Regions from separate parts of the Homo sapiens genome. Here region 2 is linked to region 1. Evidence: read pairs that join two places in POLR2A ChIA-PET (ENCODE). Cell type or tissue: PC-9. All regions are shown on one strand. Each heading gives the region's core, and the rest is flanking DNA. Links, peaks and the distances in the headings are about the cores only. Region 1 holds the start of LOC105377203 (a long non-coding RNA gene). Region 2 overlaps NFAM1 (NFAT activating protein with ITAM motif 1).

Region 1 (10,026 bases), core at 767-8,766:
CTAAAGATACAAACCAATTAGCCAGGCGAGGTGGTGGGCACCTGTAGTCCCAGCTACTTGGGAGGCTGAGGCAGGAGAATGGCATGAACCCATGAGGCAGAGCTTGAAGTGAGCTGAGAACACACCATTACACTCCAGTCTGGGCGACAGAGCGAGACTCTGTCTCAAAAAAAAAAAAAAAAAAAAAAAAAAAAAAAATCAACGGCTGGGCGCGGTGGCTCACACCTGTAATCCCAGCATCTTGGGAGACCAAGGTGGGGGGATCACAAGGTCAGGAGTTCGAGACCAGCCTGGCCAACATGGTGAAACCCTGCCTCTACTAAAAATACAAAAATTAGCGGGGCACGGTGGTGGGCACCTGTAATCCCAGCTACATGGGAGGCTGAGGCAGGTGAATTGCTTGAACCCGGGAGGTGGAGGTTGCAGTGAGCCAAGATCGCGCCATTGCGCTCCAGCCTGGGTGACAGAGCCAGACATGGTCTAAATAAATGAGTAAGTTAGAAATCAAGGATGAAGGGATATAGTGGACCCGGTTCAAACCTTTTGCACTGTGGGTCCTCGGGCCTCACTGCTCACCGGCATGGACCATCATCTGGGAATGGGATGCTAACTGGGGCCTCTCGGCAATTTTGGTGACTCTTGCAAGGTCATACCTGGGTGACGCATCCAAACTGAGTTCCTCCATCACAGAAGGTGTGACCCCATCCCCGCCCCAGGATCGGGAGGCTGGGTCTCCTCCTTCCACCTGCTCACTCCTGGTAGCCCCGAGGGTCGTCTAAGGTTCAAATAGGACTAGGACCTGCAGTCTGGGGGGACCCTGGCCTGATGGAGGCCCTGACCCAACGGAGGCCCTGACCCTCCCTCTACAGCTGCGGCACCGCTTTGGGGACGTGTTCAGCCTGCAGCTGGCCTGGATGCCGGTGGTCGTGCTCAATGGGCTGGCGGCCGTGCGTGAGGCTCTGGTGACCTGCGGCGAGGACACCGCCGACCGCCCGCCTGCGCCCATCTACCAGGTCCTGGGCATCGGGCCGCGCTCCCAAGGCAAGCGGCGGTGGGGGACAGAGACTGCGTTTCCGTGGGTCCTGGGTGGGCGGTGACCGTAGCCCAAGCTGGGCTGAGAGGGCGCGGGGTTGTGGGCCAGTGAGTGGGTTGGGGACAGCGAGCCAGGAAACCACTTCCATTGGGGAGGTGCGAGTCTGTGGGCGGGAGGAAGAGGGGCTTGTGAGTGGGCGGGGCAACTGCCGAGACCCACCAGGAACCGGGTGGGCGGAGCTGGCGCCTTTCCCAGCTGGAAGCGGGTGTCTAGAAGCCGGGATGGACTCTGCTGTGGGCTCAGTATGGGCGGGGCGGGACGGGCGGGATCTTCCCTGAGTGGAAAGGCAGTCAGGGTCGGAAGAGCCAAGGTGGGGCCAAGACCCAAGCAAGGTGAGTGAGCAAAGAGCAGGCCCTGTGCCCAGCTGGACAGGGCCAGGGACTGCGGGAGACCAGGAAAAGCACAGGGTTGGAGTGGGCGGCGGAGGGCGGGGCCAAGGCCTCCATGACCACGCCCATGTGTCCGTCCCGCCCCCAGGGGTGTTTCTGGCACACTACGGACACGCGTGGCGCGAGCAGAGGCGCTTCTCCGTGTCCACCTTGCGCAACTTGGGCCTGGGCAAGAAGTCCCTGGAGCGGTGGGTGACCGAGGAGGCCGCCTGCCTCTGTGCCGCCTTCGCCGACCAAGCCAGTGGGTGATGGGCAGAGGGGCACAAAGCGGGAACTGGGAAGGTGGAGGACTGGGAAGGCGACCCCTGACCCGCATCTCCCGCCCCCAGGACGCCCCTTTCACCCCAACGGCCTCCTGAACAAAGCGGCGAGCAACGTGATCGCCTCCCTCACCTGCGGGTGCCGCTTCGAGTACGACGACCCTCGCTTCCTCAGGCTACTGGACCTAGCTCAGAAGGGATTGAAGGAGGAGCTGGGCTTTCTGTGAGAGATGTGGAGCGAGGGACCGCAGGGTCTCTGCAGGGCGAGCTCCTGAGAGGTGCCGGGACTGCAGCCGGACCTCCAAGGAGCAGGGTTTGCATAGAGTGGTTTGGGAAAGGACATTCCAGAAGAGCTCACTGCTAGAGGAAGGGCCTTGAGGAGGAGGAGACATCTCAGATACGGTCGTGGGAGAGGTGTGCCCGGGTCAGGGGGCACCAAGAAAGGCCAAGGACCCTGTGCCTCCTGTCCACATTGGAGATTTTGATTTTTAGGTTTCTCCTCTGGCAGCCCAGGGCAAGGAGAGAGGGTGGAGGCTGGCACTTGGGGAGGGACTTGGGGAGGTGAGTGGTGGGGACAGGTAGGCCCTGGGTCTTCCCTGGAGGCAGCTGGGGCCTGAGACTGGTCCAGGTGAACGCAGAGCACAGGAGGGATTGAGACCCCGTTCTGTGTCAGCTGTAGATGCTGAATGTTGTCCCCCTCCTCCTGCGCATCCCAGGGCTGGCTGGCAAGGTCCTACGCTCCCAAAAGGCTTTCCTGACCCAGCTGGATGAGCTGCTGACCGAGCACAGAATGATCTGGGACCCAGCCTAGCCACCCCGAGACCTGACTGAGGCCTTCCTGGCAGAGAAGGAGAAGGTGAGAGTGGCTGACACGGTAGGGACCAGGGGTGGTGGGTTGAGCGTCCGGGAGGAATGAGGCAGGCAAAAGGTGGGTCCATTGGATCACTTGGCAAGTGGCACCTGGGCTGACAGGTGCAGAATGTGGAGGTCATTTGGGGGCTTTCCCGTTCTGTCCCCTGAGTACCCTCTCAGCCCTGCTCAGGCCAAGGGGAACCCTGAGAGCAGCTTCAATGATGAGAACCTGCGCATGGTGGTGGCTGACCTGTTCTTTGCCGGGATGGTGACCACCTCGATCACGCTGGCCTGGGGCCTCCTGCTCATGATCCTACGCCCGGATGTGCAGCGTGAGCCCAGCTGGGGCCCAGTGCAGGGGGCAAGGGAGGAAGGGTACAGGTGGGGGCCCCTGAGCTTAGCTGGGACACCCGGGACTCCAAGCACAGGCTTGGCCAGGTTCCTGTAAGCCTAACCTCCTCCAACACAGGAGGCAGGAGAGTGTCAGGGCTGGTCCCCTGGGTGCTGACCCATTGTGGGGACGCGTGTCTGTCCAGGCCGTGTCCAACAGATCGACAACGTGATAGGGCAGGTGTGGTGACCAGAGATGGGTGACCAGGCTCGCATGCCCTGCACCACTGCCGTGATTCACGAGGTGCAGCGCTTTGGGGACATCGTCCCCCTGGGTGTGACCCATATGACATCCCGTGACATCGAAGTACAGGGCTTCCGCATCCCTAAGGTAGGCCTGGCACCCTCCTCACCCCAGCTCAGCACCAGCCCCTGGTGATAGCCCCAGCATGGCCACTGCCAGGTGGGCCCAGTCTAGGAACCCTGGCCACCCAGTCCTCAATGCCACCACATCGACTGTCCCAGCCTGGGTGTGGGGTGCAGAGTATAGGCAGGGCTGGCCTGTCCATCCAGAGCCCCAGTCTAGTGGGGAAGGCAGACCAGGACCTGCCAGAATGTTGGAGGACCCCAATACCTGTAGGGAGAGGGGGTAGCGTGGGCGCTCCCAGGAGGTGTGACTGCGCCCTGCCATGGGGTCGGAGAGGGTGCTCTGGAGCTTCTCGGGCACAGGACTAGTTGACAGAGTCCAGCTGTGTGCCAGGCAGTGTGTGTCCCCTGTGTGCTTGGGGGTCCCAGCATCCTAGAGTCCAGTCCCCACTCTCACCCTGCATCTCCTGCCCAGGGGATGATGCTCTTCACCAACCTGTCATCGGTGCTGAAGGATGAGGCCGTCTGGGAGAAGCCCTTCCGCTTCCACCCCGAACACTTCCTGGATGCCCAGGGCCACTTTGTGAAGCTGGAGGCCTTCCTGCCTTTCTCAGCAGGTGCCTGTGGGGAGCCCGGCTCCCTGTCCCCTTCCGTGGAGTCTTGCAGGGGTATCACCCGGGAGCCAGGCTCACTGACGCCCCTCCCCTCCCCACAGGCCGCCGTGCATGCCTCGGGGAGCCCCTGGCCCGCATAGAGCTCTTCCTCTTCTTCACCTCCCTGCTGCAGCACTTCAGCTTCTCGGTGCCCACCGGACAGCCCCGGCCCAGCCACTCTCGTGTCGTCGGCTTTCTGGTGACGCCATCCCCCTATGAGCTTTGTGCTGTGCCCCGCTAGAGTTGCTCCTCAGCTGGGACCCTGTTGTACAATAAATTAGTCTAGTGGCTCCCACTTGGTTTCTGTATCCAGTCTGGGCCCCTGCCAAGGTCCTGGTTGTGTTGGGTCGTCAGTCACCTGCCTGATGTCAGTGCTCACCCCTCACCCCTCACCCCTCACCTCATTCATTCATTTTTTTTTTTTTTTTTTTGAGATGGAGCCTACTCTGTCACCCAGGCTGGAGTGCAGTGGTGCAATCTCAGCTCACTGCAACCTCCGCCTCCAGAGTTCAAGCGATTCTCGTGCCTCAGCTTCCTGAGTAGCTGGGATTACAGGCACCGGGTACCACCCCCGGCTCATTTTTGTCTTTTTAGTAGTGATGGGTTTCGCCATGTTGGCCAGTCTGGTTTCAAACTCCTGACTTCACGTGACCACCAGCCTCAGCCTCCCAAAGTGCTGGGATTACAGGCGTGAGCCACCGAGACCAGCCTCACCTCATTCACTCTTACCTGGACGCCTGACTTTACTTGAGATACAGGCATAGTGATTCTCAGCAGGAAACAGCCTGCCCCCACGTCACGCCCAGAGACCCATCACTGGCTGCCTGGCTTGGTGACAAAGTCCATGCGTAAGTCTTGGCTGGGGTGGATATGAATAGGCATATGCCAAGAATCAACCCATTCCCTGGCTAGGGTGGGAGACTGTGTTGTGCTCCCCCAGACCACCCTCAGGTTCAGTGATTTCTAGAAGGTCTCACAGCCCTAGAAAAGCTGTTATTCTCCCTGTTAACAGTTTATTACAGAGAAGGGTACAGATTAAAGTCAGCAAAGATGAAAGGCACAGGGACCAGAGTCCAGAATGACCAGGCCAAGGCTGCAGCTCTCTTTTCTGGTGGACTCCTACAGGCAGTGCTTAATTCTCCCCCAACAGTAAGTGAGGCAGCAGAGAGCCCTGCCAGCCACGGAAGCTCACCTGGGCCTTGGTGTCCATGGTTTTTGTTGGGAGTTGGTCATCCTAGGCTTGAGCCCCCGCAGCATGGCTGACCTCAGTTACTCAGTCTCCAGCCCCTCCTGAAGTCAGATGGATACAGGCCTGACGGCCCCACCCTCGATCACATTGTTGGCATAAACTGTGTTGTACGGTCCAAGGCCCTAGCTATGTACAAAGACACTATTTCAGGCAGGACATTCCAAGGCCTTAGCAGATATCTCCCAGCCTCCTGTCAAGAGTCAGTTTGGACTCTTGGTCCAGTGGCTTGCATTGTGCAAGGAATGACTTCCCCACTTTTTACTACACAGGCCACCCCTCTTGGCTCTAACAGCAAAATGATATTAGTTTGAGCATCTGTGTGTGTGTGTGTGTGTGTGTGTGTGTGTGTGTTTTCTTGAGACAGGGTCTTGCTCTGTCACCGAGGCTGGAGTGCAGTGATGCCATCAGGGCTCACTGCAGCCTTGACTTCCTGGGTTCAAGCAATCCTCCCATCTCAGCCTCCCTAGTAGCTGGGACTGCAGGCACATGCCACCATGCTTTGCTAATTTTTGTATTTTTTGTAGAGACGGAGTTTCACCATGTTGGCCAGGCTGCTTTCGAACTCCCTATCTCAGGTCATCTGACTGCCTCAGCCCCCCAGAGTGCTGGGATTACAGGTGTAAGCTACTGTGCCCAGCCAAATTTCCTTCCTAATTTCTTCATTGAACCACTGGCCATTCCGGACCATATTGTTTAATTTTCACGTGTATGTATAGTTTCCAGAATTCCTCTTGTTGTTGATTTCCACTTTTATTCTGTTGTGGTCAGAGAAGATGCTTGATATTATTTTAACATTTGTAATGTTTTAAGACTTGCTTTGTGACCTAACATATGGTGTATCCTTGAGAATGATCCATGTGCTGAGGAGAAGAATGTGTATTCTGCAGACTTTAGACGAAGTGTTCTGTAAGTATCTAGTAGGTCCATTTCTTTTGTAGTGCAGATTAAGTCTAATGTTTTCTTATTGGGTTTCCATCTGGGACACCCGTCCAATGCTGAATGTGGGGTGTTGACGTCTTTAGCTGTTATTGCGTTAACGTCTCTCTTGGGCTCCAATAACATTTGCTTTACGTGCTCCAGTGTTGTGTGCATATGTATTTACAATTGTTATATTCTGTTGCTGGATGACCTTCTTTGTCTCCTCTTACAGTTTTTTTGGTTGTTGTTGTTTGTTTGTTTTGTTTTGGAGACGGAGTCTCGCTCTGTCACCCAGGCTGGAGTGCAGTGGCGCGATCTTGGCTCACTGCAAGCTTCGCCTCCCAGGTTGACGCCATTCTCCTGCCTCAGCCTCCTGAGTAGCTGGGACTACAGGCGCCCGCCACCACGCCTGGCTAATTTTTTGTATTTTTAGTAGAGACGGGGTTTCACCATGTTAGCCAGGATAGTCTCAATCTCCTGACCTCGTGATCCGCCCGTCTTGGCCTCCCAAAGTGCTGGGATTACAGGCGTGAGCCACCACACCCGGCCTCCTCTTACAGTTTTTGTTTTAAAATCTGTTCTGTCTAAGTATTGCTACTCCTGCTCTTTTTTGTTTTCCATTGGCATGGAGTATCTTTTTCCATCCCTTTATTTTCAGTCCATGTGTATCTTTACAGGTGAAGTGTGTTTCTTCTAGACAAAAGAGCATTGAGCTTTGCTTTTTCATCCATTCAGCCACTCTGTGTCTTTGTATTGGAGAGTTTAGTCCATTTACATTCAATGTTATTATTGCTAAGCAGGGACTTACTCCTGCTATTTTGTTATTTCTTTTCTCACTGTTTTGTGGTCTTCTCTTTTTTTTTTTTTTTTTTTTTTTTTTCCTTGTCTTCCTTTTAATGAAGGTGATTTTCTCTGGTGGTATGATTTAATTTCTTGCTTTTTTGTGTGTGTGTATCCATTGTGTGTTTTTTCTTCTTTTCTTTTTGAGACACAGTCTCACTTATTGTGTGCTTTTTGATTTGAGGTTGCCGTGAGGCTTGCAAATATTATCTTATAACTCATTATTTTAAACGGATGACAACACTGATTGTGTAAACAAACATAAAGCAAAAGGAAGACTAATAAAAACTCTACACTTTAAGTTCATCTTAGTGCTTTTTAACTTTTTGTTGTTTCTCTTTTTTTGTTTTTGAGATAAAGTCTTGCTCTGTTGCCCAGGCTAGAGTGCAGTGGCACGATCTCAGCTCACTGTAACCTCCACTTCCCAGGTTCAACCGATTCTCCTGCCTCAGCCTCCTGGGTAGCAGGCGCCCACCACCATGCCCAGCTAAATTTTTTGTATTTTTAGTAGAGATGGGGTTTCACCATGTTGGCCAGGCTTGTCTCGAACTCCTGCCCTCAGGTGATCCACCCACCTCAGCCTTACAAAGTGCTGGGATTACCTGCGTGAGCCACCGGGTCCGGCCTCTTTATGTCTTACTGTACTGTCTGTCTTGAAAAGTACTTATTATTTTTGATTGGTTCATCATTTAGTCTAATTAAAATAAGAGTAGTTTACACACCACAATTACAGTATTATAATACTCTGTTTTTCTGTGTGCTTACTATTACCAGTGAGTTTTGTACCTTTAGATGATTTCTTCTTGCTCATTAATATCCTTTTTTTTTTCAGATTGAAAAACTCCCTTTAGCATTTCTTGTGGGATATAGGTCTGGTGTTGATGAAATCTCGCAGCTTTTGTTTGTCTGGGAAGGTCTTTATTTCTCCTTCCTGTTGGAAGGATATTTTTGCCAGATACGTTATTCTAGGCTAAAAGTTTTTTTTCCTTCAGCACTTTAAATATGTCATGCCACTCCCCCCTGGCCTGTAAGGTTTCCACTGGAAAGGTGGCTGCCCCATGTCATGTATTGGAGCTCTACTGCATGTTATTTGTTTCTTTTCTCTTGCTGCTTTTAGGATCCTTTCTTTATCCTTGACCTTTCGGAGTTTAATTATCAGATGCCTTGAGGTCGTCTTCTTTGGGTTAAATCTGCTTGGTGTTCTATAAACTTCTTGTACAAAAAATCAGCCAGGCATGGTGGTGGGCACCTGTAATCCCAGCTACTTGGGAGGCTGAGGCAGGAGAATCGCTTGAACCCTGGAGGTGGAGGTTGCAGTGAGCCGAGATCGCATCATTGCACTCCCACCTGGGCGACAGAGCAAAACTCCGTCTCAAAAAAAAAATTATTTGGGCTCGGTGGTGCCTGTAGTCCCAGCTACTTGGGAGGCAGGAGGTCCACTTGATGTTGAGATTGCAGTGAGCCATGATCCTGCCACTGCACTCCGGCCCGGGCAACAGAGTGAGACCCTGTCTAAAGAAAAAATAAAAATAAAAAAGCAACATATCCTAAATAAAGGATCCTCCATAATGTTTCCACCAGATTTCTAATCAGAAACATGGAGGCCAGGAAGCAGTGGAGAATGACGACCCTCAGGCAGCCCTGGAGGATGCTGTCACAGGCTGGGGCAACGGCCTTCAGGCTACCAACTGGGAGCTCTGGGAACAGCCCTGTTGCAAACAGGAAGTCATGGCCCGGCCAGAGCCCAGAATGTGGGCTGAGCTGGGATCCATGTGACAGCTTTGAGGCTCACCGGGAGCAGCCTCTGGACAGGAGAGGTCCCATCCAGGAAACCTCGGGCATGGCTGGGAAGTGGGGTACTTGGTGCCGGGTCTGTATGTGTGTGTGACTGGTGTGTGTGAGAGAGAATGTGTGCCCTGAGTGTCAGTGTGAGTCTGTGTATGTGTGAATATTGTCTTTGTGTGGGTGATTTTCTGCATGTGTAATCGTGTCCCTGCAAGTGTGAACAAGTGGACAAGTGTCTGGGAGTGGACAAGAGATCTGTGCACCATCAGGTGTGTGCATAGCGTCTGTGCATGTCAAGAGTGCAAGGTGAAGTGAAGGGACCAGGCCCATGATGCCACTCATCATCAGGAGCTCTAAGGCCCCAGGTAAGTGCCAGTGACAGATAAGGGTGCTGAAGGTCACTCTGGAGTGGGCAGGTGGGGGTAGGGAAAGGGCAAGGTCATGTTCTGGAGGAGGGGTTGTGACTACATTAGGGTGTATGAGCCTAGCTGGGAGGTGGATGGCCGGGTCCACTGAGACCCTGGTTATCCCAGAAGCCTGTGTGGGCTTGGGGAGCTTGGAGTGGGGAGAGGGGGTGACTTCTCCGACCAGGCCTTTCTACCACCCTACCCTGGGTAAGGGCCTGGAGCAGGAAGCAGCGGCAAGGACCTCTGGAGCAGCCCATACCTGCCCTGGCCTGACTCTGCCACTGGCAGCACAGTCAACACAGCAGGTTCACTCACAGCAGAGGGCGAAGGCCATCATCAGCTCCCTTTATAAGGGAAGGGTCACGCGCTCGGTGTGCCGAGAGTGTCCTGCCTGGTCCTCTGTGCCTGGTGGGGTGGGGGTGCCAGGTGTGTCCAGAGGAGCCCAGTTGGTAGTGAGGCAGCCATGGGGCTAGAAGCACTGGTGCCCCTGGCCATGATAGTGGCCATCTTCCTGCTCCTGGTGGACCTGATGCACCGGCACCAACGCTGGGCTGCACGCTACCCGCCAGGTCCCCTGCCACTGCCCGGGCTGGGCAACCTTGCTGCATGTGGACTTCCAGAACACACCATACTGCTTCGACCAGGTGAGGGAGGAGGTCCTGGAGGGCGGCAGAGGTCCTGAGGATGCCCCACCACCAGCAAACATGGGTGGTGGGTTAAACCACAGGCTGGATCAGAAGCCAGGCTGAGAAGGGGAAGCAGGTTTGGGGGACGTCCTGGGGAAGGACATTTATACATGGCATGAAGGACTGGATTTTCCAAAGGCCAAGGAAGAGTAGGGCAAGGGCCTGGAGGTGGAGCTGGACTTGGCAGTGGGCATGCAA
Region 2 (10,026 bases), core at 796-8,795, 230 kb before region 1:
TGGGGCAAGAATGTTCTGAGACTTCTGTGGGCAGCAAAGAGGACTGAGCACCTGTTCTCCAGCCCCCAGGACTGAGAGCCTGCAGAGACAAGCTGGCACAGGGCGAGGGGTGGCAGGGAACTTCAGGGTGGGAGGTGCATGGGGCAGGCGGGAGGAGGAAGAACAGAGAGGGGACAGAGAGGGTATGAATGGGAGCTCCTGGGGTGCAGGCTTGCTTTCCACTATGAATGGGTGGAGGAGGGAAGAGAAGAAAATTGCTTTTGAGACCCACCCAGGCTGGGTGGCCTCAGGGCCTCCCTTGAATCCCTGCTCCACCTCCCACAGCCTTGTGGACTTGGGCAAGTCACTGGCCACCTGAGCCTCAGTTTGCAGTGACAGTCAAGACAGCTCAGGCCAGGCGTAGTGGCTTATGCCTGTAATCCCAGCATGTTGGGAGGCCGAGGCGGGTGGATCACTTGAGGCCAGGAGTTTGAGACCAGCCTGGCCAACGTGGTGAAACCCCGTCTCTACTAAAAATACAAAAATTAGCCTGGTGTGGTGGCACGCACCTGTAGTCCCAGCTACTCGAGAGGCTAAGGCAGGAGAATCTCTTGAACCTGGGAGACAGAGGTTGCAGTGAGCCGAAGTGGCACCACTGCACACCAGCCTGGGCTACAGAGCACGCTCTGTCCAAATAAACAAACAAACAAACACTACTCAGTGTCTCAGAAAGGACAGAAGGGGACTCCCTGGCTCAGGCAGAAGCTCAGTGGGTGTGCATTTCCTTCAAGACTCGTCCTTCAGAAGGAATAGGCTTCTGGGGCAGTACAGAGGAGTCTAAGTGAGAGGCAGGCCTCCCTGGGAGCTGGGCCCAGGCTCTCTGCAGCCATGCCTTTAAGGAGTGCCTACGGGGTAGCACGATCAGATGGACAGGCCAGGGCTGCCCAGAGCTGGGGGTGGGAGCAAGGTAAGCAGAGAGGTGAGGGAAGGAGGGTGCTGGCTTAGCAGGAGCTGAATGAATGGGCCTGGAGGGGAAAAGCTAAGGGGGATGGGGTGGCTTGAGTGGAGTAGGTGAGGCCTAGGTGAAGGGGAGCTGTGGACCTTCCAGGACGGACGGATGTGAGCAGTCCTGAGTGGGGACTGGAGTTAGGGTGGGGAAGGGAAGCCCCAGGCAGCCCCTGCAGGCCCCTGCCCCTGGGCCCTACCGCAGCAGGGCAGCCCTGTCTCTGGGTCTCAGCTGATGCTTCCCTCTGCCCACTGGCCCCTGACCTGGTGGGATTTCCCACCATCTCTCCCGGCCCAGCCTGCCCTGCCCTCCTAGGTCTTCCCAACCTCCCCTCTGCAGAAACATCTCAGCCACGTCTGGCACCCCCAGGCATCCCTGCCTGCCTCTAGGAAGTTGACCCCTTCAATGGGTTTCAGCCTCCAACCCCACCCCCGCTTGACTCCTGCTCTGTCAGCACTTGCTTGAGAAAATCATCCTGGGAAACCAGCTTCTGGGAGCAGGGGCCTTGCCACTCGGTTCTGCGAGCCTGCTGAAGCCCTCCTTGCCACGTGTGCTTGCAGGCGGGGGCCCAGAACTAAGCTAGGAGGCCACTGGCTGTCCTGTGGGACCAGGGAAGTCTGGTGCCACCCTAGCAGAGGGCCCATGGACTTCTTCTGGAGGTCAGTCTGTGCCCAGCCTCTACCACCAGTCCAGAACTTGCAGTGGGTGCGGTAAACGGTGGCCCCTCCTCAGCAAACATTTCCAGGGGATTCTGGCAGCAGAGTTTCCATGGGAACATGTGCTGGTTCTGCGCTGAACCCGGTGTGGCTGGGGTTCCCTTCACAGCCAATATTGCAGGAACTGAGCCTGGTGGCCTCGGCCAGGGTAGGCAGTGCTCTTTGGCCACCCAGTGTCACAAACCTGAACTCAAGTTACAGGCAAAACCTGCTTTTCCTTTTTCTTTCTCTCTCTCTCTCTTTTTTTTTTTGTTAAAGCACATTCTAATGTAAAGTCCATGCTCCATTCTAAAGATGCCTCTGGGATTTCAGGGATGGATTTTTATGTAGTTCAATAGTTTTCTTGGCAGACAGCTTATGCAGGAGAGGTGGGCCGTTGGCTCAGTCCAGCCAGGCTGAGTGGCGTCACTCCATTCCTTGCAATGCCAGGGGATGTCATTTGTCCACCTGAGGGGGCTTCCCCAGTCTCCCTTCCCTGACCTGTGGTCAGAATGATGGCCTCAGCCTTGACTGAGCGCGGGTCAGGCCAGACTCTCTGAACTTGGTGTTGGCGTGTGTTTTGTGTGTGTCTGGAGGTGACATATGTGGGTGACAGAAGCATATGTTACAGTGAAACATTAAAACTACAGCAAAGTGAAACTCCTCTGATGCACCTGCCACCTCCCAGCCTCCATACCCGTCCCCTCCCCAGTAGTAACCAATCGGGTCATTTGGGAGTGTTTTCTTCGTCGCTGCTTTTATGGCATCTAGGTGTCTACCTGTGAACATGTAAAATGTGGAGCGCCGTGCGGGCTTCCGAACAGCCGCGATGCATTCATTTTGTAGGTGTTGTTTGCACTTGCTTTGTTGATGCAGCCCCACGTGGTGGGATCTGCCGGAGACAGCACACAGGAGCTGCCAGACTCCAATTACAGCAAAGGATCCTGCAGGACAGATGGATCCTAATTTAATCAGGCCCCCTATCGAAGGCCTTTTCAGTTGTTTATGATTTTTCAACCTCACATAAGGGGCTGCAGGGAACATCCTTGTACACACACACATCTGCAAAACTTTCCCTATGGGAAATGAGGAGGGATTCCTGGGACCCAGTGCATAGAAGTTCACTGTTCTAACAGTCACCACCAAATCGCCAGGCCCCGAGGTTGGACTGGTTTCTATTCCTCGGACTCTTTATCTAGAATATTTCATTTAATCCTGAAAATAGGTCTGTGATGGTGGGCAGGGGTGATCTCCCCATTTTATCGAAGCAGAAGCTACCACTCAGAACAGCTGACTGGCTCCAGGTCACACAGCCCAGGAGGAGCAACGCTGGGCTGCCTCGGCGTGTGTGCAGTCCTGCTGTCCCCAAGGGCATGTGTGCAGTCCTGCTGTCCCCAAGGCCAGGTAGGGGAGGTGATGGGGGAGGCAGAAAGAGCCATGGAGGGATGTGGTGTCCCCAGGAGTAGGGAAGCCCACAGAAGAACAGGTTTCCTTCAGAGATGGGCTGGCAGCCTCACATTCCTCTTATCCAATTTCTCAGAAGTGTGTGTGTGTGTGTGTGTGTGTGTGTGTGTGTGTGAAGTTGGGGGGGTCCTCCTGCCTCCCGGTATTCTATCTCTTTGGGGAAATGGAGGCAGATCCATAGAGCCCCAGGGGTTGGGCCTCCCCAGCAGCCCACGCCCACTGTGAGGCCTGGATCCTGGCAGCCTGTATGCTCTGATCCCAAGTCTACCCTGGAAATTCCCAGGCACAGCATGCCTGGAGGTGTGAGCCGCCTCTTAGAAGCTTTATAATCCCGGATAATGCTGCTGTAATTGGCATTGTTTTTCCATTACAATCCTTTCATTACCTGAAAACTGACTTTGCAAATGGCTATATCTGGAGTGGGTTTTATTTTACCACTTTGAGGACCTTGAGGGGCCGAGGAGTGGGGGCATTTTCTCTGTCTCTCCCTTGACTGCCCCATCCCCATCCCCCAGTGAGTTCCACAGGCCCAAGTGGGCCAGATCCTGGCCTTGGCTCAGGACATAGCCCTGTACCTTGCTGCCCGCCATGGGCTGATCCAGGGATGTCTCTTCTCCCCAGATGCCCCTTCTGTCCCCCTGCCATCAAGTCCACCCATAAGAGCCTCCCTCCAACCCCTCCTCCTCCCAGCCATTCCCAGTCCAAACAAGTCTCACCTGATCTTTCTATAATACATATCTGACCACATGATTCCTCTCTCAAAAGCCTGCCATACCTTATGGTAATGGTCAATTCATTCCAACAAGGGGGCCACCATCATTCAATGGGGAACAGTCTTTTCAACAATTGGTGCTGGGAGAGCCAAACCTCTACATGACCCCTACCTCACACCCTATACCAAAACTCACAGTGGTTTCCACTGTCCATAGGATCGGGGCTCAACCCCTTAGTCTCACATTCAGGGCTCTTACCACTCCTACCACTCCTTCACTTTTTTTTTTCTTTTCTTCTTTCTTTCTTTCTTTTTTTTTTTTTGAGATGGAGTCTCTCTGTGAGGCCCAGGCTGGAGTGCAGTGGTGTGATCTGGGCACACTGCAATCTCCACCTCCTGGGTTCAAGCAATTCTTCTGCCCCAGCCTCCCGAGTAGCTGGGACTACAGGCACGTGCCACCAGGCCCAGCTAATTTTTTTTGTATTTTTAGTGGAGATGGGGTTTCACCATATTGGCCAGGCTGGTCTCAAACTCCTGACTTCAAGAAATCCACCTACCTCGGCCTCCCAAAATGCTGGGATTACAGGTGTGAGCCACTATGCTTGGCTTTTTTTTTTTTTTTTTTTTTTTTTTTTTTTTGAGACAGGGTTTCCCTCCTATCACCCAGGCTGGAGTGCTGTGGTGCAATCTTGGCTCACTGCAACCTCTGTCTCCCAGGTTCAAGCAATTCTCCTGCCTCAGCTTCCCAAGTAGCTGGGATCACAGATGAGTGCCACCACGCCTGGCTAATTTTTTGTATTTTTAGTAGAGACAGGGTTTCACCACGTTGGCCAGGATGGTCTCAAACTCCTGACCTCAAGTGATCCGCCTGCCTCAGCCTCCCAAATTGCTGGGATTACAGGTGTGAGCCACCACACCTGGCCATCCTTCATTCTTTTAACAACATTTGTCCCGCTCCAACTATGTGTCAAGCCCAGTGCTGTGGCTGGAATAAGAAATGGACAGTCCTGTCTTCATGGAGTCCACCAGCTCATTTCTGATTGGCTCCTACTGGCCCAAAGTCACCCCAGCTCCATTCATGCTTCCATCTATGGCTGCTGTTCCCCAAGATGCTGAGCTCCCCACCTCTGAGTCTGGGCTCCTACCATTCTCCCTGCCCTGAGGACCTGCACCCTATTCTTTGCCTGAGGAATTCCTGCTCAAATGCTACCTCCAGCTGGGCACAGTGGCTCACGCCTACAATCCCACCACTTTGGGAGGCCAAGGCAGGCAGATCACCTCACGTCAGGAGTCGGAGACCAGCCTAGCCAACATGGCAAAACCCCATCTCTACTAAAAATACAAAAATTAGCCGGGTGTGGTGGCACATACCACAGATATCAGCCACAGAGTAAAACTCCATCTCAAAAAAAAAAAAAAATGCTACCTCCACTGTGAAGTCTTCCTTAAAGCCCCCTCCCACACCAAGCAGTTTACTGAATCCTCTCATTTCTTTGACCTCTTCAAACTGAATCAGTTCACACACATCCATCTCCCCCCAGAATTCCCGTGTTTCCCAAGCATGGCAAACACCTCATTTGTCTCTCTTTGTCTGTGCCTGACTCACAGTAGGGGCTTAGGAGCTGTTTGTTCAAAAAATAAAGGAGTCTTTTCCTTTGCTGTTGATTCAACACCTGTTCTTAGTGAAAAAGGGATAATTTTTTTTTTTATTTCCAGGAAGTGATCTTTAATTAGTATATGACCCATTTTACATATGTGAAAATTGAGGCAGACTGTTGCTGCACCCACAACACCAGGAGAAGCAAGGCAATAAGAAGTGCAGGCTCTGGAAGGCCGGCAGCCTCCGCCTAATGGGGAGGGCGGGGAGGCTCTGTGCTGAGCTGTTGGAGGCGAGGCCAGGCACAGGGGAAAGGCCGACATCCCCCTCCCCCACCTCCTTTCAATTCCTGGCTGCCAAGGCTGTCAAGAGGCTCTGAGGACACGTGCCTGCGTCAGGGGCCATGAGCCCTGTTAGGGTGGTTCTGCTAATTGATCCCAGAAGCCCTTGTGACTGCCAGGGGATGCCTCAGCGGACTCAGCAATGTCCTGACCGCTACCTCTCGCCTCACCAGATGGCCTCCCTCCTGCCTCAGCTGCCTCTAGGCCAGGCCACATGTCCCTGATCATTCAGGGCCTGAGACTCCCCCAAGTAGCCAGCAGAACAGAGCCCGGCCAGGGGTGGTGGCGGGGGTGTGTGGGGAGCACTGGAGAAGCTCCTTTTTTTCTGTGTCTCTCTGGCTGATTGGATGGTTTTCCAAAAAGAAAAATTTTAATGTGTTTTCGGTTTGGTTTTTTTTTTTTTTTTTTTTTTTTGAGACAGGGTCTCACTCTGTCATCCAGGCTGGAGTGCAGTGGTGCGATCACAGCTCACTGCAGCCTCAACCTCTGTGCTCCAGCGGTCCTCTACCTCAGCCTCCGGAGTAGCTGGCACTACAGGTGCGCACCATCACACCTGGCTAATTTTTTGTATTTTTCATAGAGACCGGGTTTTGCCGTGTTGCCCAGGCTGGTCTCAAACTCCTGAGCTCAAGCGATCCTGCCACCTTGGCCTCCCAAATGCTGGGATTACCGGCATAAGCCATTGCTGCTTAGCCAGCACTCAGCCTCAAATGCCCCCACAACTTCCTCCAGCAGCCCCACAATCTCCTGCCCCTTATGGGTGGGGAACCCTGGCATGTCATGTGACGGGGGTGGAGTCAGGAGAGCTGCTGTCCTTCCTGACCCATTGGGACAAGTCTGTGCAGCTGAGTCCCAGGGATAAGGGTAGGACCCACAGCCAAGTGACCAGTTCCAGAAATAGAGATGGTCATTGTGGTGCTCAAGGCACCCCTGCCTTCTTCCTGGGTTCAAGCCTGGAGCTCAAGATTGGAGTTCAAGGTTGCAGAGAGCTTTAGAACTGCTAATGGGGGCCAGGCGCAGTGGCCCACGCCTGGCCAACATGGGTGAAACCCTATCGCAACTAAAAATACAAAAATTATCCAGACAGCCGGGCACGGTGGCTCACGCCTGTAATCCTAGCACTTTGGGAGGCCAAGGCAGGTGGATCATCGAGGTCAGGAGTTCGAGACCAGCCTGGCCAACATGGTGAAACCATATCTCTACTAAAAATATAAAAATTAGCTGGGCGTGATGGTGGGCGCCTATAATCCCAGCTACTCAGGAGGCTGAGGCAGGAGAATTGCTTGAACCCAGGAGACTGAGGTTGCAGTGAGCCGACAGGGTGCCACTGCCCTCCAGCCTGGGCGACAGAGTGAGACTCTGTCTCAAAAAAAAAAAAAAAAAAAAAGAACTGCTGGCCGGGCACGGTGGCTCACACCTGTAATCAGCACTTTGGGAGGCCAAGGTGGGCGGATCATGAGGTCAGGAGATCGAGACCATCCTGGCTAACACGGTGAAACCCCACCTCTACTAAAAATACAAAAAATTAGCCGGGCGTGGTGACGGGTCCGTGTAGTTCCAGCTACTTGGGAGGCTGAGGCAGGAGAGTGGCGTGAACCCGGGAGACAGAGCTTGCAGTGAGCCGAGATAGCGCCATTGCACTCCAGCCTGGGCGACAGAGCAAGACTCTGTCTCAAAAAAAAAAAAAAAAAAAAGAACTGCTAATGGGTATGGGGATTTTTTATGAGGTAATGGAAATGTTCTGGAATGCGACAGCAGTGATGGTTACGCAACCTCTTGAATATGCTAAAATCCATTGAATTGTACACTTTAAAAGGGTAAATTTATAATATGTGAATTGCATTTCAATAACACAAAACAAAAATAAACCAAAAAAAATTGCCCTACTTAAACACTTTCTGTTGTCCCCTGTTCATTACCCTTAGGACAGAGCACACACACACTTCCCTGGGACGTGGTTCAGCTTCTTCCTCCACCCAGCCTGCCCTGCCCGTACCCTTTCCTGCCCTTCCTCCTTTCCTCCTACAGAAGGGCCCTGCTGGGGCCTCTTTCAAGGTCCAGGCTCTGGCGCATGAAACTCCCTCTACCTGTCAGATGGTTAAATGCCTATTCAGTTTTTATCTGTGGCAATAAGTAGGCATTGATCTCATTTCACAGATGAGGAAACTGAGCCTTAAAAAGATATAACAACTCGCCCAAAGTCACCTAGCTGGCAGATGGTGCAGTTGAGATTCAGGCCCCAGCAGTGGCTTCAGAATCCATGATCTGAACCACTTTGGTTGGTGGCTTTCTGTGGTAGCCTGAAGAATCCCACCCTCGCCAAGATATCCACATCCTAATCCTGGAACCTGTGAATGTTACCTTATATGACAAAGGCGCCGCAGATGTGATTAAGGATCTGGAGATGAGGAGGTTATCCTGGATCATTACAATCACAAACGCCCTTATAAAGGGGGATGCAGAGGGAGATTACAGACCAAAGGCAGAAGGTGGTGTGATGATGGAAGCAGAGAAAGAGGTCTGAAGATGGTACGCCGCTGGTTTTGAACATGGAAGAAGAGGCCACAGCCGGGGAACAGAGCCCCAGAAGCAGGAGAGGGCAAGGAAACGGATACTCCTCAAAGCTTCTGGAGGGAACGTGGCCCTGTGAACACCCTGGTTTCTGCCTGTTGAAACTGATTCTGAATTTCCGGTCTTGAGAACTGTAAGAAAATAAATGTGTGTCGTGTTGTGGGTTTTTAAAAAATAATTTTTTTCTTTCTTTTTTCTCCCGGCTTTTCAATAGGGATAACGTGTGTTGTTTTAAGTCACCAGGTTTGTGGTGATTAGTTACAGCAGCCATAGAAAATGAAGACACTGGCCAGGCTCACGCCTGTAATCCCAGCACTTTGGGAGGCTGAGGGCAGGTGGATCACCTGAAGTCAGGAGTTTGAGACCAGCCTGGCCAACATGGCGAAACCTGTCTCTACTAAAAATAGAAAAATTAGCTGGGTGTAGTGGTGCATGCCTGTAGTCCCAGTACTCAGGAGGCTGAGGCAGGAGAATCGCTTGAACCTGGGAGATGGCGGTTGCAATGAGCCAAGATTGCGCCATTGCACTCCAGCCTGGGCGACAGAGCAAGACTCCGTCTCAAGGAAAAAAAAAGAAAAGAAAATGAAGACACTTTCCCTCCTAGAAGAGCCTATTCTGCCTCCCAGGCTGGGCCCCTCTCTGAGAGGCTCTTCTGCCCCGAGGTCAGTGGCCCACCCTGTTTTGTGCTCCTTGGGGATGCTTCCTATGACCTCTGACCCTGGAGCTTGCCTCGGTCATGACCTCCATGCTCACCCTGACCTTGGGCCTCTTCTACGGCTCCCAGCACTGACTTCACCAGGCTGGAGTCATCTTCCAGTTGTTCAGGGGCAGGCACCAGCTCTGGGGCAGTGTGGAAGAGGAAAGTGAGGCTTGGAGGGGGGCACTGAATGCTCAAGATCACTCAGCTGGCAAGAGGCAGAGCCGCTGAATGTGTGGCCATGAGATGACCAGGGCACCCAAGCCGAAGGGCTCGTGAGGAAAGAGGCCACACTGGCTGCCCACTGCCCCTAGGTTCCAATCCCGGCACCCATCTGGGCCCACATAGAATTGGACCATTCCTGGTGGGCTTGGCTTTAGGAAAACCTGATAGCAAATTCCAAACCAATAAGAGCAAATAAATGAGGGGTGATTACCGACAATAAGAGAGGATACACTGCAGGGTGCCTCCAAATCGCATCTCCTCCAGTACGTTTTAAGTGCTTTATAGGTCATTAACTACTTGACAGAGAGAGCCTGACACTTAAAGCAAAGAATTTGGTACCTCTGCCAGGGAAAATCAATCAGAAATGAAGCTAGAGCATCAGAGGCGTTAAGATTTACTGGGTAGGCCAACGGGATTCAATTGACGCAGAATTTTAAGACCCTCTCCACTGTGTAAAGTAAGGCACACTGGTATTTGAAGCCATTTATAAATCCCAAACTAGAATTTAGAAACACTTAACCTCTCCCCTGCCATTTTTGTGTGTGTGTGGATGTTAATGAAATATTTCGAAGACATGGAAAAGTACAGAGATAAGCTTAAGCATCTAAGTCCCCCATCTGACTCTGTCAAATGAAATATTGCAGCTATGTGCAGCTATGATTGAAGCACCCACTATTTTTTTTTTTTTTTTTTTTGAGATGGAGTCTCTGTCTGTCGCCTGGGCTGGAGTGCAATGGTG

What was found. Peaks named below come from ENCODE experiments on the same cell type or tissue, not always from the same donor. Only the 100,000 strongest peaks of a DNase experiment are listed, where the experiment ranks them.
Region 2: POLR2A ChIA-PET joins it to region 1 with 15 read pairs; 3 of 35 experiments call an interaction of 5 or more read pairs at or near these places.

Annotation. Positions count from the first base shown.
Region 1 is chr22:42,144,044-42,154,069 of GRCh38, reverse strand. LOC105377203 (a long non-coding RNA gene) reads left to right here and starts at 4,570. Exons shown (of 3, transcript XR_938280.2): 1 at 4,570-4,791; 2 at 5,717-6,098; 3 at 8,532-8,618. It also overlaps the pseudogene CYP2D7 and the pseudogene CYP2D8P. In PC-9, for the core only: no CTCF peak of the experiment used is centred there; no DNase peak of the experiment used is centred there.
Region 2 is chr22:42,372,721-42,382,746 of GRCh38, reverse strand. It overlaps NFAM1 (NFAT activating protein with ITAM motif 1), which reads left to right. Exons shown (of 6, transcript NM_145912.8): 6 at 1-2,340. Among named protein-coding and RNA genes, the nearest start is that of LINC01315, 8.5 kb to the right of the region's middle. In PC-9, for the core only: a CTCF peak has its summit at 7,890; a DNase peak (open chromatin) is centred at 7,846.